Linked DNA regions of Homo sapiens: region 1 is linked to region 2. Evidence: chromatin loops called from intact Hi-C (ENCODE). Cell type or tissue: breast epithelium. All regions are shown on one strand. Links, peaks and the distances in the headings refer to the core of each region. The heading gives the core; the rest is flanking DNA.

The links. A loop is a pair of places that touch in the nucleus more often than their neighbours do. Peaks named below come from ENCODE experiments on the same cell type or tissue, not always from the same donor. Only the 100,000 strongest peaks of a DNase experiment are listed, where the experiment ranks them.
Region 1: a loop joins it to region 2, with 17 times the contacts of the local background. A loop is called at or near these places in 1 of 110 quality-filtered maps.

The regions. Positions count from the first base shown.
Region 1 is chr3:123,416,872-123,422,702 of GRCh38, reverse strand. The region is part of intron 1 of ADCY5 (adenylate cyclase 5); the gene reads left to right. Among named protein-coding and RNA genes, the nearest start is that of ADCY5, 29 kb to the left of the region's middle. In breast epithelium, for the core only: no CTCF peak of the experiment used is centred there; a DNase peak (open chromatin) is centred at 2,547; H3K27ac peaks cover 984 bases.
Region 2 is chr3:124,574,357-124,580,187 of GRCh38, reverse strand. All of the region lies in intron 34 of KALRN (kalirin RhoGEF kinase), which reads right to left. LOC105374076 (a long non-coding RNA gene) reads left to right here. Exons shown (of 4, transcript XR_001740872.2): 2 at 3,425-3,524. Among named protein-coding and RNA genes, the nearest start is that of UMPS, 150 kb to the left of the region's middle. RefSeq lists an enhancer at 2,200-2,489. In breast epithelium, for the core only: no CTCF peak of the experiment used is centred there; no DNase peak of the experiment used is centred there.

The DNA of each region.
Region 1 (5,831 bases), core at 464-5,463, 1.2 Mb after region 2:
CGAGTCCTTACAGCTGGGCATTCTGGCTGGGGTTGAGGAGGGGGATTCGCAGCGCCCCCTGCCACCAGACATGAGCTGAGCTCACTGCCTCTGCCCTGCAGTTGTGACTCAGTGGCTGTGTGGTTTAATGGTAGGTGCCGGGGCATTCCAGTCAGGCGGCTCTGCATTTGAAACCCAGCTCCACCACCTACCTGTATATAAGAGCCTTGGAGAAGTGATGGCAACTGTCTGACCCTCAGTGTCTCCATCTAGCACTTGGAGCTATTGCTATCCACTCCACAGGGCTGTTGTGAGAATTTGTTTACTAATCTGTATAAAACACCCTAACCTACCACCCTGCCCATGGGACTTCCGTGGGCAGCCCGAGAGGAGGTACGTCTACTAAATGACTAGCTCCTCTGGCCACTGTGCCTACCCTCAGTTTTTCAAGATCTTGTTCATTTTAGCTTCTGGCTGCTTTAACTGCTCATCCAAATCTAGACTCAGCTTTGGTGCCACTTTGCCGAGAGAAAGGGGAGAAAGCCTGGCAGCATTAGGAGCTGAGCAGAACCCTTCAAGTGCCCCTCTGCCCAGGAGGAAGCTGACAGTCCCAGTGCCTGCACAGTTTTTTGCTTCCTAGTAAAGACTGCATTATTATGAGCTAATGTCTGTGCTGTCCCTGGAGTGGCCAGGGGAGAAACACCGGGTAATGTGATTATTACAACAGTGACAATAACAACAACAGCACACCAACATGCACACACATTTACGGAGAAGGCCGTGAGTTGAGGGGCTGGCTCCAGGCCAGGGCTGTGGTTAGCACACCAGGGATGGCTGTGGCGCTTGAACACAGTGAGTTTCAGGCTTTTCATGCTCAACTCTCTCTCCCACAGTCCTCCCCCATTGAATAAAAAGCCAACAGGACATATCAATAAATCCTTTCCACTATAGCATAGCAGTGGGTTTGATATAATGTGGTCTTGTGCCTGCCTGGGAGGCCAGTGGGGGAGCTCTCAAAAAGGAAGGCAGTGGGCTCCATCTGTCCTGTGCCCCCATGCCCTTTACTCTTTACTTGCCCACTCAGAACTCCTCCCACCCAGTCATTGCCTACCACCCACCCTTGGGTGACAATGTGAGCCAGGGTACAGGGAGCAATTGCCCTGTGAGAACTCCCCATGGCTCAATCTGATGGTCATAGTGGACCACACCCAGGTACTAGATTTAGGACTAGGTGTCATGATGAGATAATGTCTGTGCTGCTCAGAACCGGCACAAGTGCTAACAGTATGACGTGATTATTGTACTGTAGTGGCTAAAGACCACCTGAGTTTGAATCCTGGGTTTGTCATTCATGTACTGTACAACCTTGAGGCAGTTACCTAACCTGTCTGGGTCTCTGCTTTCTCAGTAGGAAGTGGAGATAATAAAAGTAACCTACTTCTCAGTGCTGGTAAACATGCTTATAATAGTGTGTAGCACCTGGTAAACCCTACGAAGATTTACTCTTTTATAGTCATTCTTTCAACAGAACAATAAGCACCTGGAGTGATTCCCATCCTTGGGGTCTGTTATATGTTAAACTGTCTCCCAAAAAGGATATTGAAATCCCAACCCACAGTACCTATGACTTATTTGAAAATAGGGTCTTTGCAAATGACAATGTTAAGATGTCATCAGGGTGGGCCCTAATCCAGTGTGACTGGTGTCCTTATAAAAAGGGGAAATTTGGACACAGAGACAGACATACGCAGAGGCAAGATGACCTGAAGACAGGGAGAGAACACCATCTACAAGCCAAGGAACACCTGAGGCTACCACAAGCCAGGAGAGAGGCAGGGAACAGATTTTTCCTTCTGGGGAAACAGCCCTCAGAAGGAACCAACTCTGCCAACGTTTTGATTTTGGACTTCTGGCCTTCAGAACTGTGAGACAATAGATTTCCGTTGTTTATGCCACTGAGTTGGGGAATTTTGCTGCAGTAGCCCTAGCAGACTAGTGCAGGATCTGAAGGGGGTATGGTGTGGCCACTGCCCCTCACCGCTGCCCTGAGCTGCTTGTTACCCCCCAGGGACAAACAGTGTCAGAACTGAGCAGACCGGGGTGGCGAGGCTTTGGCTGGCCTCAAGCCTCTGGCATCTGTCTCAGATGGTCCAGGCTCTTGGCCGTGTAGGAGAATGGAGATGCGGCCATCTGTAGGGCCTGGGGCACAGATCACTCACCCCTCACCTCCCACCCTACCTTCCTGCCTCTCACCTCTTTCTTAGCGCACTTCCTACCTGCTCCAGGCAGGAGGAAAAGGAGAAAGGAGGTAACAAATCTCTGGAGAGGACAACCCAAAGCAGGGTTTTGGCCTGAGCATCTCTACCCGTCTTCTCGCCATCTCCTGGAGGCTTAACTGTGATCTCTAAGCGGGAAATGATATGCCTATCTAGGGTGTATCTGTGTGTCTGTGCATGCATGTGAGTGTGGATAGAGAATGTCCTTCATTAAGCTGCTGTGGCCTCATGACCATGACTCATAAACTTACAATCAAGCTCTGCTGGACAGAGGAGACCTGTCCCCAGGGTGGGTGATGCCAGCTTCTGATGTAGCAGCCAGTGCCAAGGCCCTCCGCAGCGCACCTTGGCAGTCTGCCCCGCCTGCTCCCTCTAAAGAACGGTTTGTTCAGTTTCATTTGAGGAAACAGATATGTCTTGAGCATCTCTGTATGTATAGCCCAGGGATACAGTGATGAGGATGGTGCAGGCTTCACCCACAGGGAGCTCATCATTTGTGCTGGGTGGAGGGGTGGGGGGGTGTCTACAACAACTGCGCAAATAATACAAGGTAGAATAAAATGAGCACGGGGGAAGTGCAAGGTGAGAGTCGGAGTGGGAAGAGCGACTCGGAGGAGGAGGGGAGCTGAGCAGCAGCTGGGGAGAGCTGGATGGGGGAGAGCCCAGGGAAGGTTTCATGAAGGAGGTCACTTTTGAGAGGGGCCGCGCAGCAAGAGCCTCGCTGGCAGGGGGAGCAGTGGAAGCAAAGGATTGGAAGCTGGAATGTGCCACGTATGTCCGGGTACACAGAGTCTTCCCCGGTGACCCAAGCACAGGGTCCTCCCTGGAGCAGGCAGGAGTTGAGGCTGGAATGTGACACATCATGGTTGCCCTCACATGCTGGGGTGAGGAGTATCTACAGAACCGAAGTGTAAAAGGGGATCCACTGAGGTCTGCAGGCAGGAGTGCACGGTCGGTTGGACAGGGAGCATTTACAGGATTGAGGAGGCTGATGCAAGTCTGGCAACGTGGGTATGGGGCCTGAGGTGGGAGTAGGAAGGAAACGGTGAAGGGAGAGACATTTCTGTTGGAAAAGTGACAGGATTTGGCAAGCGAGGAAGAGGAGGCGTGGAAGATGAGCCAGAGTGATGGAATAGTGCTGCCATTCAAAGAGAAGTGGGTGGGCGGACGGCACTTCCCTGGCCTGTGGGGGCGCGTGGAGGGGAGGGCCTTGAGTGCCACCTGACTGTGTGCTCGTCAGATGCATGGAGGGCCTGGAATCATGATGAGGGGAGGGGATGCGGTGCTCTCTCGGGCACCGGCTGCACTATCAGCGTTCCCTGGAGAAACAGAACCCTTAGGATTTATATAGACATATAGAAAGATTTACTGTGGGGGATTGGCTCATGCCGTTACGGAGACTGAGAAGACCCATGAGCTGTTGTCTGTAAGCTGGAGGACCAGAAAAGCCAGTGACGTGGTTTCAGTCCAAGCCTGAAGGCCTGAAACCCAGGAGAGACAATGTTGTAAGTCCCAGCCTAAGTCAGAGGCCTGAGAACCAGGAGCCCGCTTTCCAAGGGCAGGGGAAGATGGATGTCTCAGCTCAAGAAGAGAGTGAATTCTCCCCTCCTCTACCTTTTTGCTCTATTCAAGCCTTCAGTGGATTTGATAACGCCCACCTGAATTTGGTGAGGGCGATTGCTATGGTTTGAGTTTGTTTCCACCGAAACTCACGTTGAAATTTGATCTCCGATGTGGTGGTGTTGGAAGGTGGGGCCTAGTGGAAGGTGTGTGGGTCATGGGGTCAGATCCCTCAGGAATGACTTGGTGCTGTTCTTCTGGTAGTGAGTGAGTTCTCACTCTGCTGAGGCTGGATTCGTTCCTGGGAGAGTGAGTTGTTGTAAAGCCAGGGCGCCCATAGGTTTTGTTCCTTCACACGTATCTGCTTCCCCTTTGATCTTTGCCATGTTGTGACACAGCATGAAAAGCCTTCTGCAGAAGCAGAGCAGATGCTGGTGCTATGCTTCTTGAACTTTTCAGCCTGCAGAAGCATGAGCTAAATATACCTCTTTTCTTTCTAAATTACCCAGTCTCAGGTATTCTGTTATAGCAACACAAAATGTACTAAGGCAGCGATTTTCTTTACTCAGTTGGCTGATTCCAATGCTAATCTCTTCTGGATGTACCCTTGCAGATACACCCAGATATAATGTTTTACAGCTATGTGGGCATCCCTTAGCCTAGTCAAGTTCACATGTAAAATTAGCCCTCATGCCAGGGATGGTGGGAACATGGACCAGGTGGTAAGGTGGGATCTGTTAGTGAACATGTGCCACTGGCCTTTCCAGGAACCAGTGATCAGTGTGGGTCTCACCTCCTGGGATCTGAGTGCTCTGTAACTTAGACCTGCTGATGGGGCACAGTGGCTGGGTTCACCAGGGAAATGAGCCCACTCTGATTACTGTGAATGGCAGTTTCCTTGACTGCAGAATTGTTGGTAGTCATGGCTGGTCCAGAGTCTCGCTCTGTTGGAAGGCCACCCACTCTGCATTTTCCTCCAGCACATTGCAGGCATCCCAGGCCATCTTACCTTACGAGCCTTCATTTATATCATTTTCGGAGTTCTATTTCATAAAATTCTAGAATGTCAGGGCTGGAAAGAAGTATAACCATCATCTCCAGCCCTTTCATTTTCAGAGGAAAAAATGGAGGCCCAGAGAGGTGAGGTGACCACCCAGGGTCACATGGCTATTCCATGGCTGATTTAGACCCATCTGAATGGATCGGATTTAGACCTGCCATCTTCTGACTTGAGATACTGTCCCATGGCTCATGTCTTTTCCATGTTACTTCCTCTATTTGTAGATTTCTGGCCACTTCAATGCCAGGAGTGACACATCCATCTCTAGCATTCAGCAAAGTGGACATTTAGTAAGGACTTGTCCCTGAATGAGAGAAGGACAATGACTGGCCTGTGCAAATATCTGTTCAGTTACAGAGTTCTGGGGGCAAGGGCTTAAGGTAATGTTCTCTCTGGGGACCTGTCTGTCCAGGGCTTGTGAGGGGAAGAGGGCTCACTGGCCAGCGGGCCGTTATCTCCCTCACTGCCCCATTAGGGAGCCCAGGAAGAGGAATGAGGAGAGAAGGTGGGAGCCTCTCACTGACTTCCTGAAGATGCAGAGCCACCTGTGGCCTTTTCATGCCTCCTGCCCTGGATCACATGGTGGTGGTGGGGTAGGGGGGAACCTGGTACCTTGGGGATGCCAAGAAATCAGGGGCTCTTGAGCTAGACAGATCTGCTGTGGGGACAGATGGAACTGCAATGCACCTTTGGCTCTCAGCTCTCTCGGGGGAAGGAGCTATTCGTCTGCTCAGGCTGCTGTAACATTTACCAGAGATTGGGGGCATAAACAACAGAAATGTATTTTCTCACAGTTCTGGAGGCTGGAAGTCAGGATCAAGGTGCCAGAGGATTGGGGTCGGATGAGGATTCTCCCTTTGGGTTGCAGATGGCTGCCTTTCGCTGGGTCTTTTCTCTGTGTTCTCACAAAGCGAGAGATATCTCTGGAGCCTACTCTTTTTCCTGTGAGATGAGGG
Region 2 (5,831 bases), core at 525-5,524:
TATTAGGCTCCATTCCCAGAGCTGCTGATTTAGTAGGTCTGGGGTGGGGCCTGAGAATTTGCATTGCTATGAGTTCCCAGGTGATGCTGATGTTGTTGGTACAGAAACACATGGAGACCTACTCGAGATTCGGACATTGTCCTTGCCCATTTGGCATTTGTGCCCTCTTCTTTTTGTAACAGCACCTTGACTTGTCTTTGAGGAACCAGCCTTCCTCCCTTTGGAGACCATGTTTCTGGGTGTGGCTGACATCTTCCCCTTGTCCACCCTCTACTCCAAAGATAAGCCCATGACCTGGGTGTGGCCAGGCAGCCACAGGGATTGGTTCAGATTTAGCACATGACTCGAGTTTATGCAATGAGCATAAACCTTGTGATCTTAGCAAGAACATCTGAGAAAACAGCCATCCCTTTCAACAAGATTTCTAAGTTGATGGAATGTTAGCCTAAAGCAGCTGGGGGTATTTTGCTATAACAATGTGGGAAGAAGCTCTCCGAGAATGAAGCCAATACAGGGAAAAGATGAGAGAGAGAGGTAGGTTTCCCATGATATCATTTGAATAGCTAGAGAGGCTTCTTCCTAAAGCTTTATTCCTGGACCTTACTTGTGCCCGCCCCTCGCTTATACATTCCTTTTTGTGTAAGCCAGTTGAATGTCTATTATTTCAGGGTTTTCACATACCTACCCACCCACTCCCAAAGTTCAGGCTAAAAGCTCCTGAGCTATAAGCAATATATTTAAAGTAGTCTTACTTTTCAACTAGATGGCTGAGTCTCATTTATATTTTTGGCAGACTTTGTCTTCAGTGATACCTGCAGCCTAAGTCCATTTTACATGAATAAGGCTTTCTGCCTACCTACGTGACCACTTTATGTCCCACCCTCATTTCCAACAACAGTGAACCCCAAAGAATTTCTGGTATCAGCCTGCAGATGTAGTAGGCCAGGTGTACCACAATGTCAGGCCTGACATCAGGCACCAGTGTGACTGCCTCTCCCTCCACATTAACCACAGTCTTCAGTAACACTGGACCATGACCTCAGGTACCTGTCTCTTACACTAACAGACATATGCCATTTTTTTTTCCTTTAGGGTTATTCTCTTCAGATGGACAGGAAAAGAATTTTACTAAATCACAATCATTTCCCCACATTTCTTAAAGCTCAGGATAGAGAAAGAAGGAACAGCAACCATGCCCCAATTCAGGCCTAGAGATTCATAGGAGACCCTTCTTACTGTGACCTTTTATAGAGCATAGGCTTGGTGAGCCGTGATCATGGTTCCTGGTGAGTGCAGAGGCCAGGCCCTGATCTCCTTAACTCCACTCCAACCATTCCCTTGCTCTCCTTTCCCCACAGGGGTGATTCTCACCTGTAGCACTCACCCCCATATTTGGATTCTATAGGTTTTTTTTTTTTTTTAAATGGAGTTTCACTCTGTCACCCAGGCTGGAGTGCAGGGGCACATCTTGGCTCACTGCAATCTCCACCTCCCAGGTTCAAGTGATTCTCCTGCCTCAGCCTCCCGAGTACCTGGGACTACAGGCAAGCGTCACCAAGCCCGGCCAATCTATGGGTTTTAAAAAGCTCTGCAGAGGATTTCAATGTGAAGTCATGGCTGAGAACCACGGACTTTAGGGCCCAAGGCCACTCACACTGTGGATGAGTTCCTGCATTGTAGAGTTTAGGAAACACTTGAACACAAATGGTTTTACTTTCTCAAACTCTGACAATCGGTCCCTTGACCCATTCTTCCACTGCCTGCCATGCTCCCTGGTTGCTAACTGCAGGTTCCTTAATTCTCATCTTCCCTGTGTAGATTTCTGATCTATGAACTGCCTGATTGCTGATATCGGGATGGCTAATCAATATTCCCAAATTACCAAGCCCTGGCCTCCATTTGTGGCTGTGGCCTAAACATCTAAGATTCTTTCCAAGTACTAATCATTTATTCAACAAATAATTGGTCTTGGAATATTTACTATTTGTAAGTCACTAAGCTAACCTATACATGGGAGTTTATAAGGAAAATGTAAATTAAATAAGGCCTGTTCCATGAGAAAAGACAAAGAAGAACAGGGTGAATTCTAGCAGAAGTTGGTTTAATTTTCTGTGGAAGAAAAAAGAAATGGAAACAGAATAGTACTGGACATAAGGTTGGGGTTTCTTCTTTATGTGAAAAAGAGGAATTGAGACAATAGTCATCAGTAACCAGAAACACTTCAATTAGAGAGAGGAGGTACAATGTGTACATTGCTTCTATATTTAATTTGAACTCCAAATATGGTGGGGGGTTTTGTTTGTTTGTTTGTTTGTTTGTTTTGTTTTGGAGGTAGGGTCTTGCTCTGTCATCCAGGCTGAAGTGCAGTGGCATAATCAGAGCTCACTGTAACCTCAAAATCATGGGCTCCCACCTCAGTCTCTCAAGTAGCTGGGACTACAGGCATGCATCACCACACCTGCCTATAGAGATGGGGTCTCACTACATTGCCCAGGCTGGTCTTGAACTCTTGGCCTCAAGCAATCATCCTACCTCAGCCTCCCAAAGTGCTGAGACTACAGGCATGACCCACTGTGTCCAGCCCAAATATGTTTTTTTTCAAAAGTGTATAATATCTGTGTGGGTAACCATTCCCAGGTAATATGCGTTATTTTAACAGTAAGGTGTACAGAAAAAGTGTGCTTGCCAGAATCACGCATAGTAATCTCTTCTCCTTCTTATCTCTGTTTAGTGTGGTCTAACCACTGCACCACTGCTGGCCCTGTGGGTACCATCATCCACTTGGTGACAGACAGCTCCTGGACTCTAATGACTGAACCATTACTGAGCTCAGTCCATATGTCTTCACCTACTGACCTTTAAATGTGTTCCTCTGTACTTGCCCAATTGACACCTGTTTGCCTCTTTCTAGCTGTCTCACTTATCCTTAAGAGAGGCCCCAGCTCAGCCTGCAGCCACCCTCTTTTTTTTTTTTCCAGGAAGTATTACTGATCACTGTCTTGTCTGAACCAGGTTCAAGGTAGGGGGGTGGTTCAGGCCATACTGAGAGGACACAGATGTCTCCCCAGAATGGCCAACATTCCTCTTCTGTGAGGACAGAGAGGAAGAACTGCTGGCAACAAGGACAGGTTCCTGGATATCTGTACTGAGCAGCCGCCTGAGCTGGCCTGAGCTCAGGGGCAGATGAGCTATTTATCAAAGTGAAAGATGGCTGCAGCTGGAATTGCTAAAAACAAACCACTCCAGGTTTTATCTACTTCCAAAAACGTTTACCTCTAAGTAGGTCAAAGTGTTCCCAAAGTAGGGCAGTATAAGAGTGCCAGTCTATCACTCTGAGTTTCAATTAAGGTAAACTTATGATTGCTAAGTGTCCACTATGTGGGATGGCATTTTAATTCTGCCAACGCCACCTTCCCTCCTACAGGCACAAATAGCAGCTGCAGCAGCATGTACATTCACGGAGTACAGTGCAGAGGTTTCTGATGAGTCAAATGGAAAGTGGATTTTGTCTTGATGTAACTCAGGTGAGTTTATTGAGGATTTCCAATAATAGAAAGGATGTACATCTGCCAATAATGGAATGTGGATAATGACCTGCTCATCCTTCAACCAGTCCAAATAAATGAGAGGTACTTAACCCATACGTCCCCAGAGAAGACTTCCTCAATCAGGACTCCTAGCATCAGAACATGATTCCCCATTCCCATCCTGAAGTCCTCCTGCTAAAGCTTAAGCCAGTTTCCTTTACCGTTCTACATGCTGAGCCTGGTCCTTCACATAAGAACTCTGCAGAGGTCCCTGATGCATGATCCGTCCCTCCTTTCTATAAATATTTACTGAGAACTTCTTACATGGCAGCTACTGTTTTAGATGCTGGGGATAGGGCAATGAACACAGTAGACAAAATCCCTGTATTGGTAGGGGGGATTTGCAGAGGAATATTAACAAATATGTCAGGTAGTGATAAATGCAATGAAGAAAAGTAAAACAGAGAAGGGAGTATACACTGTGATGGGAGAGGGTGGGAGTTAGGGAAGACCTCTCTAATCAGGTGACATTCAAGCAGAAGGAAGTGTGACAGCAAGACATCCAAGTCTCTGAGGATCTGGGGTATCTGGTGTGTTCCAAGCAGAGGGAACAAAAGATCAGGCCCTGAGGTGAGCGTATGCATGGCTTGATTGGTAATGGCTCAGTGAGGCAGGCTGGTCAGGTGAATGGTAGACAGAATAACGTCCGCCAAAGATGTCCACATCCTCCTCTCCAGAACCTATAAATATGTTACCTTATATGGCAAAAGAGACTGTGCAAATGTGATTCTGTTAGGGACCTCGAGGCAAGGGGATTATGCTGGATCATTCTGGTGAGGACAGTGTAATGGTGGGTGTTCTTAAAAGCAGAGAACCTTTCCCACTGTGGCCCAGGGGAAACATTACCATGGAAGGAGGATCAGAAAGATGCAACATTGCTGGCTTTGAAGATGGAGAAAGTGTGGTGGTCTCTGGAAGCTGGAAGAGGCAAGAAATAGCTTTTCCCTAACAGCCTACAAAAAGGAATGTGGCCCTGATTGCTGAAACTGTGATTTTAGCCCATGGGGACTCATGTTGCATTTCCAACCCACAGAACTGTACGATAATGAGTTTGTGTTGTTGTTTGAAGCCACCATGTTCATGGTAATTTGTTACAGCAGCAACAGGAAATGAATACATAGGAGATGAAGTCAGAGAATAGGCTCCAGAACAGGTTTTGTGGAGCCTCTTTGCAGTCACAGAAAGGACTTCGTTTTACTGGAAATGAGACAGGAGACACTGGAACATTCTGAACTGAGATGGGTCTTCAGCCTGGGCCACCTCCCTGCAGCTGGGGGCAAGCAACGGGGCAATTATCTGTTCGCCCTCCTGTGTACAAAGGTGAGGAGCCAGACTTCCTGTGGCCTAGAGGCCCATGTGGAAAGTAAGGCAAGTGGGCACAATCTGAGAATCAAGATTCTGGCTGGGGTTAGTGGATACGGGGAGAAAACAAGACAACCCAGTCCTACCACAAGGGCAAAGAAAGGGGCAGGCTGTTCAGTAACTGCCCATAGGGCAGAGGGCTGGTATTCAGAATGGCAATTAGTAGTAAATGGAAAGACTTCTCATGCTTGTTTGCAGGGTTTGGGTTAAGGCTGCAGTTTCACCCCCACATAGATCCTCGGTGAGGAGTTGTTCTCAAGGAGCAAGTGAGACAGGGAAGGCAGTGTGGCGGTGAGAGGAGGGTGCTGACTGCTCTGTCCTGCAGAATCCTGTTGCTGAGAGCTCCTAGAGCTGTGGCCTGCAAGGGCTGCTCCTCAAGGCCTTTGAGGTCCTCCCATCTCTGCCCTTCCCTGAGCAGACAGGATGGGCACATCCCAAGATTGTCCAGACCATTGCCTTGCCTTCTCTTTTCCTCAAGTCACATTCAGTGCATGTCATTCCTGGGTCCCCGTGTTCTTCTAGGGGGAAAGTGTTCAGCTTAGCTAGCTGTAAGCAAGAAAACTGCACCATCTTTCCTCTGGGGGAACATTCTGTTTGCTGGGGTAACCTCCTCTCTATCATCTCCAGCTTCTTCTCAGAAAGCAGTCAGTGGCAGCCTTTCTTCTCTGGGATCAAATCCTGAGGCTCTCATTTTAGCTCTGAGCTCCATCAGCTGGTTCATTGGCTCCAAAGAGCATATTCAAGTTTGCCCCTGACTTCCCCTCTGGATGATAAGGGGCATCATCATCATGTAGATGTCACAGATTTACAGTGGGCACCAGCAGGCATGAAAACATGCTGTTGAAATTGGCATTTAACATAAGCAAAGTCACAGCAGGCTGG